2 separate regions of the Homo sapiens genome follow, and region 2 is linked to region 1. A link is a contact called in ENCODE Hi-C or POLR2A ChIA-PET data. All regions are on one chromosome and are shown on one strand. The core of a region is the stretch at or near the end of the contact, and the rest is flanking DNA. Distances in the headings are between cores, read along the strand shown. Region 1 holds the start of PIP5K1A (phosphatidylinositol-4-phosphate 5-kinase type 1 alpha). Region 2 holds the start of SNAPIN (SNAP associated protein).

The links. Hi-C counts contacts between places; a loop is a spot of excess contacts on that map. ChIA-PET counts read pairs that join two places held with the same protein, here RNA polymerase II (POLR2A). Pooled maps may share reads with other maps.
Region 2: a pooled map shows a loop between it and region 1 (2.8-fold over the local background). The contact joins the promoter of SNAPIN here to the promoter of PIP5K1A in region 1. A Hi-C loop is called at or near these places in 2 of 50 pooled maps. POLR2A ChIA-PET finds 5 or more read pairs at or near these places in 2 of 52 experiments (K562 and activated CD4-positive, alpha-beta T cell).

Annotation. Positions count from the first base shown.
Region 1 is chr1:151,194,204-151,201,264 of GRCh38, forward strand. PIP5K1A (phosphatidylinositol-4-phosphate 5-kinase type 1 alpha) reads left to right here and starts at 4,349. Exons shown (of 16, transcript NM_001135638.2): 1 at 4,349-4,878. The coding sequence starts at 4,794. It overlaps LOC124904419 (a long non-coding RNA gene), which reads right to left and starts at 4,322. Exons shown (of 2, transcript XR_007066620.1): 1 at 4,248-4,322; 2 at 3,904-4,137. RefSeq lists enhancers at 4,447-4,646, 4,747-4,826.
Region 2 is chr1:153,656,546-153,663,665 of GRCh38, forward strand. It overlaps SNAPIN (SNAP associated protein), which reads left to right and starts at 2,158. Exons shown (of 4, transcript NM_012437.6): 1 at 2,158-2,341; 2 at 2,593-2,639; 3 at 2,903-3,021; 4 at 4,655-5,307. The coding sequence starts at 2,199. The coding sequence ends at 4,756. It overlaps ILF2 (interleukin enhancer binding factor 2), which reads right to left. Exons shown (of 14, transcript NM_004515.4): 11 at 6,670-6,731; 12 at 6,474-6,588; 13 at 6,160-6,250; 14 at 5,243-6,011. The coding sequence ends at 5,851. RefSeq lists an enhancer at 1,924-2,003.

The DNA.
Region 1 (7,061 bases), core at 3,099-5,598:
CTGGAATAGTTCCAATCTCAAATATTGTCTGTTGTAAAGACTGTTCTCATTTTTTATTCTGAAAATATGGTTATCAAACCATAGCACTTACACAAACTTTATGATGGCACCTATTACATTGTATTCTAATGATTCACATGTCTGTTCCCCTCATTAGTCTGTGATCTTTTTGAGGGCAGGGGCTTAATCTTTTCCTTTTTTTAATTAAAAAAAATTGTTTTGGAGACATGGTTTTGCTCTGTCGCCCAGGCTGGAGAGTAGTGGTGCAATTTTAGCTTACTGCAGCCTTGACCTCCTGGGCTCAAGTGATCCACCCATCTCAGTTTCCTTAGTAGCTGTGACTACAGGTGCGCACCACCACGCTCAGCGAATTTTTGTATTTTTTGTAGAGATAGGATTTTTGCCATGTTGCCCAGGCTAGTCTTGAACCCCTGGGCTCAAGCAATCTGCCTGCCTCAGCTCCCAAAGTGTTGGGATTACAGGAGTGAGCCATCCTGCCTGATGATGGGCTTAATGGTCATCTGTGTATTCCAGGAACTCTAATAGTGCCTGGGACGTAGCTTGGGCTAAATAATGTTAATTGAGTGAATTAATTAATGAATGATTAATTGAATAAATAGCCCATCCTCTTATTGTAGAATCCTTTCCTTGCTCTTGCCAGTCCCCATCACTTCATTCTAATCTTAGAAACTTTTCTGGCCGGGCGCAGTAGCTCATACCTGTAATCCCAGCACTTAGGGAGGCCGAGGCAGGCAGATCACGAGGTCAAGAGATCGAGACCATCCTGGCTAACACAGTGAAACCCTGTCTCTACTAAAGATACAAAAAATTAGCCGGACGTGGTGGTTTGTGCCTGTAATCCCAGCTACTTGGGAGGCTGATGCAGGAGAATCGCTTGAACCCGGGAGGCGGAAGTTGCAGCGAGCCAAGATCGCGCCACTGCACTCTAGCCTGGGCGACAGAGGGAGACTCTGTCTCAAAAAAAAAACAATAATAAAATAAATAAATAAATAAAATAAAGAAACTGTTCTAAGATATGAATGACACTTTAATAAAGGTGTGGGTGTGTACTCACATGTACTGAAGTCTGTACCTGTGGCCCTACTTTGAGGTCATCAGATTGTACCCCCTTTCCCAAAGTATGTATTGGTGAACTCCCTTTTCTGTTTCCTTGGGGCACTAAGCCAACATGTCCTGCTCTGCCCCTGTTTCCACACCCTGCCACGTCACCACAGTTCTACTATGCCAGGAATGTTACCGGGGAGGAGTGGTTCCATGACTCAGAGGACACCCCAGGTACTGAGTGGGAGTGGGGGCGCCCCAGGGACTGAGTGGGAGTTGGTGAAATTAAAAATAAAAATAGTACTTGATGAAAATAAAAATTAAAAATATAAAAAATTAGCTGGGCGTGGTGGTGCATGCCTGTAGTCCCAGCTACTCGGGAGGCTGAGGCAGGAGAATCGCTTGAACCCGGGAGGTGGAGGTTGCAGTAAGCCAAGCGCCACTGCACTCCAGCCTGGGTGACAGAGCCAGACTCTGTCTCAAAAATAAAATAAAATGGAATTCACAGATTAGCTCACAGGGAGAAGATTCCTCTGTTTGACTGCGTTGGTCATTCTGGGATTTATTAGTCTGTTTCCAATTTTAAAATCAGAAACAGCTTTACATCAACACCAGCCGATTTTTTTTTTTTTTTTTTTTTTTTTTTTGAGACGGAGTCTCGCTCTGTCGCCCAGGCTGCAGTGCAGTGGCACGATCTCGGCTCAGTGCAAGCTCCGCCTCCCAGGTTCATGCCATTCTCCTGCCTCAGCCTCCCGAGTAGCTGGGGCTACTACAGGCGCCGGCCAACTCACCCGGCTAATTTTTTGTATTTTTAGTAAAGACGGGGTTTCACTGTGTTAGCCAGGATGGTCTCGATCTCCTGACCTCGTGATCCGCCCGCCTCGGCCTCCCAAAGTGCTGGGATTACAGGCGTGAGCCACCGCGTCCGGCTACACTATCCGATTTCTAAAGTAACTCAGGAAATGGTAGCAATCCTATGCCTTTTCGGAAAACAAGGATAATTTATTCAACAAATATTTATTTATTGAATACCTATGAGCCAAATCCTGTGCTCAGTGTGCCCCTCACTAGTTCCTGTCCTGTTTAGTTGAGTGGAGGGTATAGGTACAGGGAATTATAAAATACTTCAACACAACAAAATTCCACTGCTGTGGAATTACAAACAAGATTTTGTCTACTTTCGGTGCCCAAAGGAAGACGAATAATCCAGCAGGTGGCAGCAGGGAAACAATTATCTTAGATCTTCATAAGGGAGGAGTAGAAGGCTGCAGTAAATGCATGGGGATTTTTTTTTTTTTTTTTTTTTGAGTTGGAGTTTCGCTCTTGTTGCCCAGGCTGGAGTGCAAAGGCGCCATCTCGGCTCACCGAAACGTCTGCCTCCCAGGTTCAATCAATTCTCCTGCCTCAGCCTCCGGCGTAGCGAGTAGCTGGGATTACAGGAATGCTCCACTACGCCTGGGTAATTTTGTATTTTTAGTAGAGACGGCGTTTCTCCATGTTGGTCAGGCTGGTCTTGAACTCCCGACCTCAGGTGATCCGCCCGCCTCGGCCTCCCAAAGTGCTGGGCTTACAGGCGTGAGCCACTGCGCCCGGCCTTTTTTTTTTTTTTTTTGAGACTGAGTTTCGCTCTCGTTGCCCAGGCTGGAGTGCAATGGCGCGATCTTGGCTCACTGCAACCTCTGCCTCCTGGGTTCAAGCGATTCTCCTGCCTCAGCCTCCCGAGTAGCAGGGATTACAGGCACCCGCCACCACGCCCAGCTAATTTTTTGTATTTTTAGTAGAGACGCGGTTTCACTATGTTGGCCAGGCTTGTCTCGTACTCCTGAGCTCAGATGATCCACCTACCTCGGCCTCCCAAAGTGCTGGAATTTCAGGCGTGAGCCACGGCGCCCGGCCTGCATGGGGATATTCTATGGATGTTCGGGTCCTAGGTTACTTTATGAGGACCCACAAGACATCTGGAAAGAGGATAACCAGGTCATTCTGGGGGTTACAAAACCTGTTTTTTTTGTTTGTTTGTTTTGTTTTGTTTTGAGACAGTTTCGCTCTGTCGTCCAGGCTAGAGTGCAGTGGCGCGATCTCCGCTCACTGCAAGCTCCGCCTCCCAGGTTCATGCCATTCTCCTGCCCCAGGCTCCCGAGTAGCCTGGGACTACAGGCGCCCGCCACCACGCCCGGCTAATTTTTTGTATTTTTAGTAGAGACGGGGTTTCACCGTGTTAGCCAGGATGGTCTCGATCTCCTGGCCTCGTGATCCACCCGCCTCGGCCTCCCAGAGTGCTGGGATTACAGGCGTGAGCCACCGCGCCCGGCCACAAAACCTGTTTTAATGGAGTTATTTCATGGGCCATGAGTTTGAGAGGATCTATCTGACCGACTCTTACCCCGAATGTTTTACCATTCCTCTTTATTTATTCATTCCACAGATAATTATGGAGCCCCTACTATGTACGAAGTCACTGGAGGAGCTGGAGATACAAGAGTGAACCAAACACAGTCCTTGCTCCCCAGAAGTTTTACAGTCTGCTCAGAGAGACTGGTCTTCCCACCAGGGTTCATAGCCTACGGGGTACTTTGTTAAAAACGAGCAGTTACTACGAAGACTACAATGGGAGAAATTTTTCTGTGTATCTCCATGCCCTTTGGAGCACAGATAATTGACAGTTGGAGGCTAAAGGGGTTGGGTCGCGGGAAGGTTGTGATAAGTCCCTGATAGCCTCCCGTGCCCTTTTTTGACAGGTCTTCACTGATTCATGCATCAAATATTTACTGAACTCCGTCACTGTGCAGTGCCTAACTTTGTGCTTGAGGCAAACAAAACACAGATCTATTTCGAATGCCATTCCGAGGAAGGTAAGACATGCACGCACGTTTAATCAAATAGTAAACAAGAGTAGTAAAACAGGAAAAAGACTAAGAAGAGTTCTTGGTGGTATTAAATGTTTTGTGATATTCGACACCTTAACGTCTCTGACTTGACACCAGTACTCCCGCAGAGAGTTCTTTCCTGGGTTAGGAATTTCAGAGGACTTGGCGGACCGACTCTTGTCCCGAGTTCAGATCACTCGACCCAGTCCTAGCAAAGAACTGAACCTAAGAGGACCTGCCGAGCCACCGTAGGGACTGTCGGCCAACCCGCGCGCGCACATCTTCCACCCGTGGACTCGTCAGGGCGTGAGGACCCACCTCACGTGACCATTAGCAGCCTCCCGATTGGTTTTGCTCCTTTTTTCTCCCCAATGAGTGGGCTGATGCCCCGAGAAGGTCGGGCGCATGCGCAGTGCTCGGATTTTTTGCTTGGCTACCCGGAGTGAAGCGGCCGGGTTGGGCGATTAACAGGCCGTGGTTAGGAAGGACGGAGAAGGGGCGTTCGCTCCTTTGGGACTTTTCATGCCTCGTTTTTTTTTCAGATGTGGCTTGGTCTGGGCGCAAGGTCCCAGCAGCCAGCTTAAGCTTACTCTTCTGTGAAAGGGGAAAGTATCCCCTGTGGAAAGCGGTTAAACTTGTGGAGGGGGTGCGGGACGTGAGTTCTTCCCCATGCCAGGCGAATGGTGTGGCCTTGAGCTGGTCCAGGAGCCGGCTCGACGTGTCTGAGGGAGGCCCCGGAGGGGGCGGGGAGGTGGCCCACAGAACGCGGGTTCTGTAAAGAGACGTTGGGAAGATTCGATTCCGAGAAGAGGAAGAACCGGATTGAAAGAGAGCCAGGCCGCTGAGGGGGAGGGGGCTGCTAAGATGGCGTCGGCCTCCTCCGGGCCGTCGTCTTCGGTCGGTTTTTCATCCTTTGATCCCGCGGTCCCTTCCTGTACCTTGTCCTCAGGTAAGCCCGGCAGGGCGTGGGTAGGGAGCTGGTGAGGAATATGCGATGGGAGGAAGAGCGAGACCTAAGAGGGTACCTGTAGCTGGGAATGTCCTACGTGTTACCGGTAAGTGGGCGCGAGCTGGGCTTTCAAATAGGGATTTATGAGCGGGCAGGAGTTTGAGGAAAGGATAAGTTTGATTAAGAAGTTGTCGAAAACTTTGGTTGTCTTTGAGGAGGACGGATGGAGATTGAAGGTGGGGGTAGGGTGGCCCGGCGCGGTGGCTCACGCCTGTAATCTCAGCACTTTGGGAGGCCTTGGCGGGCGGATCATTTGAGGTCAGAAGTTCGAGACGAGCCTGGCCAACATAGAGAAATCTCGTCCCTACTAAAAATACAAAAATTATCCGGACAGTAGTGGCGTGCATCTGTAATCCCAGCTACTTGGGAGGCTGAGGCAGGATAATCCCTTGAGCCTGGGAGGCAGAGCTTGCGGTGAGCCGAGATTGGGCCACTGCTCTCCAGTCTGGGCGAGAGAGTGAGACCCTGTCTCAAAAAAAAAAAAAAAGAAGTTGCGGTAGGAAACAAGAGAAACGGAAGGGAGTAGAGAAACTAAGAAAGTAAATGGAGGCCTAAGAAGTAGAGAGAACTACTTAGTGTGAGAGGCAGGTGGAATCTAAGTTGATTGTGGGCTAATTGGATGAAAATGTTGAAGAGAAGCCATGGGACTTAAAAGATATCGAAAAGTTATTGGACGCTTTCGATTTCTGGAGAGGTAGGGAATCGTGAATTTTGTTGGGTGGGCGGGAGTTGTTGAAGCCATCTTTTCCCTCAGATACTCCCCCCTAATGTGTCACCCCTTCTCACTTCGCACCCCCACCCTTAGGGCCGCACAGGCACACAGACACACATACATACTTTCTCAGACTAATTCCTTTGGTGATTCCCAACTCTAAACTGCCCAACTTTGGGAAGGAATGGAAATTTTGAAGAGAGTCTAAGGAATGTAGGAAATTAAGGTCAAAGACCTTAAAAACAGATGGGAAAGATGGAATGGAGTCTTGAATTGCAGTAGAGACTGCGAGAAGTGATGTTTTGGAAATTAGGCCTGAGAAGAAGAAAGATGGGTGGGGGGGTGACTGTAAGTGTTGTGGGGGAGTATTGCATAATAGAAAAATGGACTGGAAGAATGCTTACGCTGTATCAGGAGATTGGAATTTGGAGAATGGAGCCAGGTTAATGTAGAGAGCTCAGCGTATTAATAGTTAAAAACGAATGAAGATTGAGGGAGGGCTGAGGAGGCTCACAAGAAAAGCAGTAGATTGTGTGTAGGGGAGAAAGTGTGTGTATGTGTGTCGGGTGGGGGGGCGGGAGGTGAGTCAGAAACTGAGCGCTTCCATCAGAAGTGTCTGGTGTTTCACAGTAACTGCTGCTTCTACACTGGAATAGACGCTGCCAGATGTTGGATGCTTTGCTTGAGATTTTGGTATTTCCTCAGGCCTGGTGTTGCGTTTTTGCTGTTTAGAATTTGCTGAATAGGGTTCCTTCCACCTTTCACATTCCAGCTCAGATGCTGAAATATCTAGTCACACATATCTTCTTAATAAGCTGCAGTTTTATTTATTTTTAATAAATCTCTATTTTTAGTTTGTTGAGAGGGGATTTTTTACCTTTCCTATAAAAGTATTAGGGGACCAGAACAACTCATGCTGCATTATAAGCATGAAATAGGATAAAGTAAAAGTGACAGGGTATTTATTTATTTATTTATTTATTTATTTATTTTTGAGACGGAGTCTCGCTCTGTCGCCCAGGCTGGAGTGCAGTGGGGCCATCTCGGCTCACTGCAAGCTCTGCCTCCCGGGTTCACGCCATTCTTTTGCCTCAGCCTCCCGAGTAGCTGGGACTACAGGCGCCCACCACCACGCCTGGCTAATTTTGTTTTTTGTATTTTTAGTAGAGACGGGGTTTCACCGTGTTAGCCAGGATGGTCTCGATCTCCTGACCCTGTGATCCGCCCGCCTTGGCTTCCCAAAGTGCTGGGATTATAGGCGTGAGCCACCGTGCCCCACCTGGGTTTTTATTTTTAATAGAGTAGCTCCTTAATTTGAAACCTGCTTCCCCTCTAATCCCCAACCCAGAAAGAAGAAGGGTTGTGTATGGTCCATAAACAAACTTCTCAACTATTAAGTCAGGTGTTTGCT
Region 2 (7,120 bases), core at 908-3,407, 2.5 Mb after region 1:
TCAGGGAAAAAGAAAACCATGGAAGGGTGTCTTGAGGCCAGGAGTTCGAGAACAGCCTGGGCAACATAGGGAGACCCTGCCTGTACCAAAAAAATTTAAAAAATTAGCCAGGCATGGGGGCAGGTGACTGTAGTCCCAGTTACTTAGGAGGCTGAGGCAGGAGGATGGCTCGAGCCCAGAAGTTTGAGGTTACAGTGAGCTATGATAACATCACTGCACTCCAGCCTCAGCAACAGAGTGAGACCTTGTCTCTAAAAATGAAAGGAAAAATAAGTGAACTAAGGAAACTTTAAAATTTATTTTTATGGCCGGGCGCGGTGGCTCATGCCTGTAATCCTAGCACTTTGGAAGGCCGAGGCGGGTGGATCACGAGGTCAGGAGATCGAGACCATCCCGGCTAACGTGGTGAAACCCCATCTCTACTAAAAATACAAAAAATTAGCCGGGCGTGGTGGTGGGCGCCTGTAGTCCCAGCTACTCGGGAGGCTGAAGCAGGAGAATGGCATGAACCCGGGAGGCGGAGCTTGCAGTGAGCGAGATTGCACCACTGCACTCCAGCCTGGGTGACAGAGCAAGACTCGGTCTCAAAAAAAAATTTTTTTTAATTTTTATTTTTTGAGACAGGGTCTCACCCTGTCACCCAGGCTGAAGTGCATGCAGTGCCACGATCTTGGCTCACTGTAGCCTCAACTTCCTAGGCTCAAGGTCCTCCTACTTCAGCCTCCCAAGTAGCGGGGACCACAGCTGTGAGCCACCATGCCTGGCTAATTTTTTTTTTTTTTTTTTTTTTTGAGATGGAGTCTCGCTCTGTCGCCCAGGCTGGAGTGCAGTGGCGCGATCAGGGCTCACTGCAAGCTCTGCCTCCCGGGTTCACGCCATTCTCCTGCCTCAGCCTCCCGAGTAGCTGGGACTACAGGAGTCCGCCACTGCGCCCGGCTAATTGTTTGTATTTTTAGTAGAGATGGGGTTTCACCGTGGTCTCGATGTCCTGACCTCGTGATCCACCCGCCTCGGCCTCCCAAAGTGCTGGGATTACAGGCGTGAGCCACTGCGCCTGGCCGCCTGGCTAATTTTTTATTTCCTGTAGAGACAGAGTCTCACTAGGTTTGTTGCCCAGACTGATCTCGAACTCCTGGGCTCAGGTGATCCTCCCGCCTCAGCCTCCCAAAGTGCTGGGATTACAGGAGTGAGCCACCATGCCCTGCCTGCATGTTTATATTATTCAGCCTTAAAAAGGAATGAAATTCGGATACATGCAGTTTTTTACATATTTAATGCCATTAAAAATATACTCTTTAGAAATAGACCAGGCGTGGTGGCTCACGTCTGTAATCCCAGCACTTTAGGAGGCTGAGTTGGGAGGATCACCTGAGCCCAGGAGTTCGAGACCAGTCTGGGCAACAAACATAGTGAGACCTCTTCTCTACAGAAAATGAAAAATTAGTCAGGCATGGTGGCTAACACCTGTGGTCCCTGCTACTTGGGAGACTGAAGCAGGAGGACCTCTTGACCCCAGGAGGTGAAGGCTACAGTGAGCCAAGACGGTGGCACTGCACTCCAGCCTAGGCGACAGAGAGAGACCTTGTCTTAAAAACAACCAACCACAATAAACTCTTTAGAAATAGAAAACGATACTATGAATATAATGTGGCTTTCTCATAAAGTGTTTTTGTTTTTGGTTTGTTTTTGTTTGGTTTGGGTTGCTTTTTTTTTTTTTTTTTTTTTTTTTGAGGCGGAGTCTCTCTGTTGCCCAGACTGGAGTGCAGTGGCGCGATCTCGGCTCACTGCAATCTCCGCCTCCCGGGTTCAAGCGGTTCTCCTGCCTCAGTCTCCCAAGTAGCTGGGTGCCCGCCACCATGCCCGGCTATCTCATAAAGTTAACATGGGAAGGCTATGGACAACTGCAGGTATTCGCGTTTATTTTCACCTTTAAAGAAAACGAAAAGTATCCACTCCAAAAACTGGTTCCTTTCTACAACCTGAACTTTGGAGATTTTCAAGACCAGCCACAAGGCCTCTACTCCTACGGCCTGGCCCTCCTCCCCGCCCGGTTCGCGCTAGACTCCATTTCCCAGAAACCCCGGTGTCTTGGTGGAGACAGCATTTCCCGGGCGCCCCCTCACGGGGCGGGGCAGTGCGGCGCGGCTCCGGTTCCCGGCGGCCCTCGCGGCAGGTTTCGGGCTTCAGGACAATTCGTGATGGCGGGGGCTGGTTCCGCCGCTGTATCGGGGGCAGGGACCCCGGTGGCGGGGCCCACAGGCCGCGACCTTTTCGCCGAAGGGCTGCTGGAGTTCCTGCGACCCGCTGTGCAGCAGCTCGACTCTCACGTACACGCCGTCAGGTGCCCGGGAGGGAAGTTGGGGGCGGGGCCTGTCTCTCTGGCTTTGTAGGGGCGGGGCCAAGAAAGTGTTCTGGCTGGGAGTGGGCATAAATTTAGGAAACTGATTCGAGGCGGGGAGGACAGGCGGGAAGGCCGCAGGTGGAGGGTTCAGCGGAGGCCGGCTTCTCTCAGTACTTGGTAAATACGTAGGGGAGTTCGTTTCCTGAGCTCCGGTAACTGCCTGACCTTGTAGGCCTTGTACCTCTTTGCAGAGAGAGCCAGGTAGAGCTCCGGGAACAAATTGACAACCTAGCCACAGGTGAGTGAGCATCCCTGTGTACCCGGAATTCTTCAGCCCACTTTCAGGACCTTAGGTTTTTGCCAACCCCTGGGCTGAGTTTCTGTCACTTGCTTCCAGGGCATCAGGGCTGCCAAAGGACTCCTCCTTTCAGGGATGTCTTAAATCTCTAATGGCTGTGGCCCGTTTGGGTGCAAGTGTTTTCCATCCCATTACCAGCCTGCTTTCCCTCAGAACAAGAGATAAGCCGTTAGATCTTAGCTGCACCTTACTTCCATCCCCAGAACTGTGCCGCATAAATGAGGATCAGAAGGTGGCCCTGGATCTTGACCCCTATGTTAAGAAGCTACTTAATGCCCGGCGACGCGTTGTCTTGGTTAACAACATTCTACAGAATGCTCAGGTAAAAGAATATCTTACCAACAGTGATTCTTTGCCCTTTTTTGTAAGTCCTCAACACAGTGAAAGCCACTGTAATTTTAAAATTCTTTGGGGAAAGGGAAATTCACTTCTCCCAGTACTTGAAAAATACCTAGGAAAATTCGTCTCATTCTCACTATTCAGTTGCTGCCATTTACATTCTTGTGTGTGTGTGTGTGACAGTCTCCCTCTGTCACCCAGGCTGGAGTGCGGTGGCTCAATCTCAGCTCGCTGCAACCTCCGCCCCCTGGGCTCAAGCAATTCTGCCTCCGCCTCCCGAGTAACTAGGACTACAAGCGTGCACAACGCCCAGCTAATTTTTGTATTTTTTTGTAGAAGTAGGGTTTCTCCATGTTGCCCAGGCTGGTCTGGAACTCCTGGGCTCAAGTGAGCTTCCCACCTTGGCCACCCGAAGTGCTGAGACTACAGGAGTGAACCACCACACCTGGCTATTTATTTTTATGATACAAGGTCTATCACCCAGGATGGAGTGCAGTGGCATGATAAAGGCTCACTGCAGCCTCTACCTCCCAGGCTCAAGCGATCCATCCACCTCAGCCTCCCAAGTAGCTGGGACTACAGGCATGCACCACCATGTCCAGCTAATTTTTGTATTTTTTCTAGAGACAGGGTTTCACCATGTTACCCAGGCTGGTCCCAAACTCCTGCATGCGAGTGATCCACCTGCCTGGGCCTCCCAAAACGCTGGGATTACAGGCGTGAGCCACTGCACCCGGCCTGCCTGGCCTTTTTTTTTTTTTTTTTAAATAAAAAGACAGGATCGGCTGGGCGCGGTGGCTCTTGCCTGTAATCCCAGCAGTTTGGGAGGCCGAGGTGGACAGGTCACCTGAGGTTGGGAGTTGGAGACCAGCCTGACCAACATAGAGAAACCCCGTCTCTACTAAAAATACAAAATTAGCTGGGCGTGGTAGCGCATGCCTGTAATCCCAGCTACTTGGGAGGCTGAGACAGAAGAATCACTTGAGCCCGGGGGACGGAGGTTGCGGTGAGCTGAGATCGCACCATTGCACTTCAGCCTGGGCAACAAGAGCGAAACTCCGTCTCGGGAAAAAAAAAAAAAAAAAAAAAAGACAGGCTATCACTATGGTGCCCAGGCTGTTCTCAAACTGGGCTCAAGTGATCTTCCTGCCACTTCCTCCTAAATGGTGCTGGGATAGGCATGAGCACCATGCCTGGCCTACATTTTTTTTTTTTTTTGAGATGGAGTTCTCCCTCTGTCACCCAGGCTAGAGTGCAGTGGCACGATCTCATTTCATTGCAACCTCCACCTCCCGGTTTCAAGCGATTCTCCTGCCTCAGATTACAAGCACCCGCCACCATGCCCAGCTAATTTTTTTGTATTTTTTAGTAGAGACGGGTTTTACCATGTTGGTCAGGCTGGTCTTGAACTCCTGACCTCAGGTAATCCACCCGCCTCAGCCTCCCAAAGTGCTGGGATTACAAGTGTGAGCCACCATGCCCGGCCTACATTCTTATATATACTTTTGAAGACTGACTTTGAGGTAGATCACGCCCGGTATTTTTCAGCACCTAGTTCACTTACACTCTCAAGCCTTTCACAGTGGTTAAGATTCCAAACCTTCCTTGTCTTGTAGGAACGACTGAGACGGCTAAACCACAGTGTTGCCAAGGAAACAGCCCGCAGGAGAGCAATGCTGGATTCGGGAATTTACCCCCCTGGCTCCCCAGGCAAATAACAGATGAGCCTATGGACTCAGTAGCACAAGTACTGTTCCCCAGCTGCCTTGTTTCAACAGACATGCAAAGATCCTAGGAGACAGTCCCCATAGACCTTCAGACATTAAAAAGGGAGCCGTACAGTTTGTTTGAAGCACTTCGTCTTACCCATTTATGTAGGGGCCCCAGGAAACCTACACACAGCCAGAATGAGGTTCCCAAAGGACTTACATTAATTATGGCTCTTGCTTCCTTTCACAAATGAGCTGAGGCCTCTACTTTTTTTTTTAAGCTGCATACGTGAGGCTTACCTTCTTCAGGACTAGTTAACCAGAGGGGCTTCCTTTGTATGTTACATGCCTGGTTACATGGGCCTGGACAGCATGTCCTCTACCTGTGACTTCTCATTTTCCTGTTTACACTGGGGATTTGGAGGGGGCAGGCAAAGTCAAAGTGAATGACCTCTGTCCACCCACTTTTTTATTGCACTGGCTTGAATACAGTAGCAGTGTTGATAGAATCATTTTATTCAATAAATACTTAAAATGATATTCTAGTTTACTCTGGTATATGGAAAGGTTCCAGGAGTTTGTCCTTTAATTCAAAGACAGCTTCAAATTGTGATCTGAGTATTTATAATTAAATGACTCAATTATCATTTTCAACAAAAGAGTACACAAAGCCAAAAGCAAAAAAGGTTGCCACATGCAAAAAAACAAACAAACAAAAAACACCAACCAGAAAGACCAAGAGCCCTACTAGGAAGTACTTTAATAGTTTTTCTTAGAAAAAAAAATTTCCAGACACTTAACATTTCACAACATTTCAACAGCAAAGTATTAGTTGAGAGAGGGGTTTTCAGGAGTTGGAGATTATAGAATATTAGGAAGAAATGTTGGTATCCTCCATTATAGATGGATGGCATAGGTCACAAATGGGAGACTGGCAGCTAAGCCAATATCAAAACCCAGTGGAATGACACTTCTATGGAGTTTACTTTTCTTCCTGCTATCTTCCCTATCCCACGGAAATGTCTGTCACCATGTAAAGCCCAGTAGCAGGCAGCTTAGGCTCCAGTCTTCCCCCTTGGGTAGGAAAAGGAGTGAAGGGAATGTCACTCCTGAGTTTCCATGCTTTCTTCTTCCTCTCCTTGAGGTGGTTCTTCTGTATTCTCCTCTTCTTCCTCTCCTTCCTTCTTCTCTGGTGGCTTCTCATAAGCCTTTTCTGAAGGTGTTACTATCACTCCATCCCAGGTAGATATTTCAGAAGCAAGATCTAGGAAAGAGAAAAAGGTGATTTAGACGAGTAGCCCAGCATAAAAGTCATTACTTACACTGTGGAAATATTAAAGACATTTAAGTAGTGTACAGCTTCTCTGTACCAGATTACAATACAAAACCCCTGACCCACAGTGGTCACTCACAGCTGGCATCACCCTCCTGGCCAAGGATCTTCCTAAAGCCACCATGTGAGAGGATTCGGACGAGAGTCTGAGCTGTATAGCAGACCATGTCCTGAAGGAAAGCAAAGTGAGAGTAAGCAAGGAAAATCAAAGGACCTTATTTGAGTAATACCCTTCTGAAAACAGAGATTAAGACAGCTTTTTAAATCTCAGGACCAAAGTCTTTCAGAATCCCCAAATTCCTGACCCGTAAAGACCATATTCCGCTTTGCCTGCTGAGCAGCAGTATTCAAAAGAGTGGGGCAAAACAACTCAGTTCATATCTGTCCCAATACCTGCTGTTCTAGGGTCATGACTGTGTGTACTCTAAAGTTGCCACTCTCACAGGGGTCAGTGATACCCACTGAACCTGGCAGGAACAGTCCTGCAGCCAGAATCTGCAAGCAGCGCCTAGAACACAGGGAGGTATGAGGTATTAAAGGAATGCACAAAATAGTTTACAACCAACCCTAAACCCAAAGCATGCTGTACCTGTATGCAACGTTTAGGGCCAAAGGCTGTCTGGTGGGGTTGTTCATCACAGCATAATGGCCCTGAAAAATAATAAATCCAGTAGGTGTGCCATCAAAATGGCACTTCTGATAACTAGAACTTTATTTTTTAGAGACAGGGCCTCACTTTGTCATCCAGGCTGGAGTGCAGTGGCGCAATCATAGTTCACTGTAACCGCGAACTCCTGGGCTCAAGCAACCCTCCTGACTCAGCCTCCTGAGAAGCTAGGACTATAAGTTCAAGCCACTACAACTGGCTAATTTTTTTTTTTTTCTCTTGTAGAGACAGAGTCTCGCTATTTTGCCCAGGCTGGTCTCAAACTCCTGGCTTCAAGTGATCCTCTGGCCTCAGCCTCCCAAAGTGCTGGGATTACAGGCATCAAACTAAAACCTTAAATGATCACGAGGAAAACTGGTCATTAAGGTCTAAG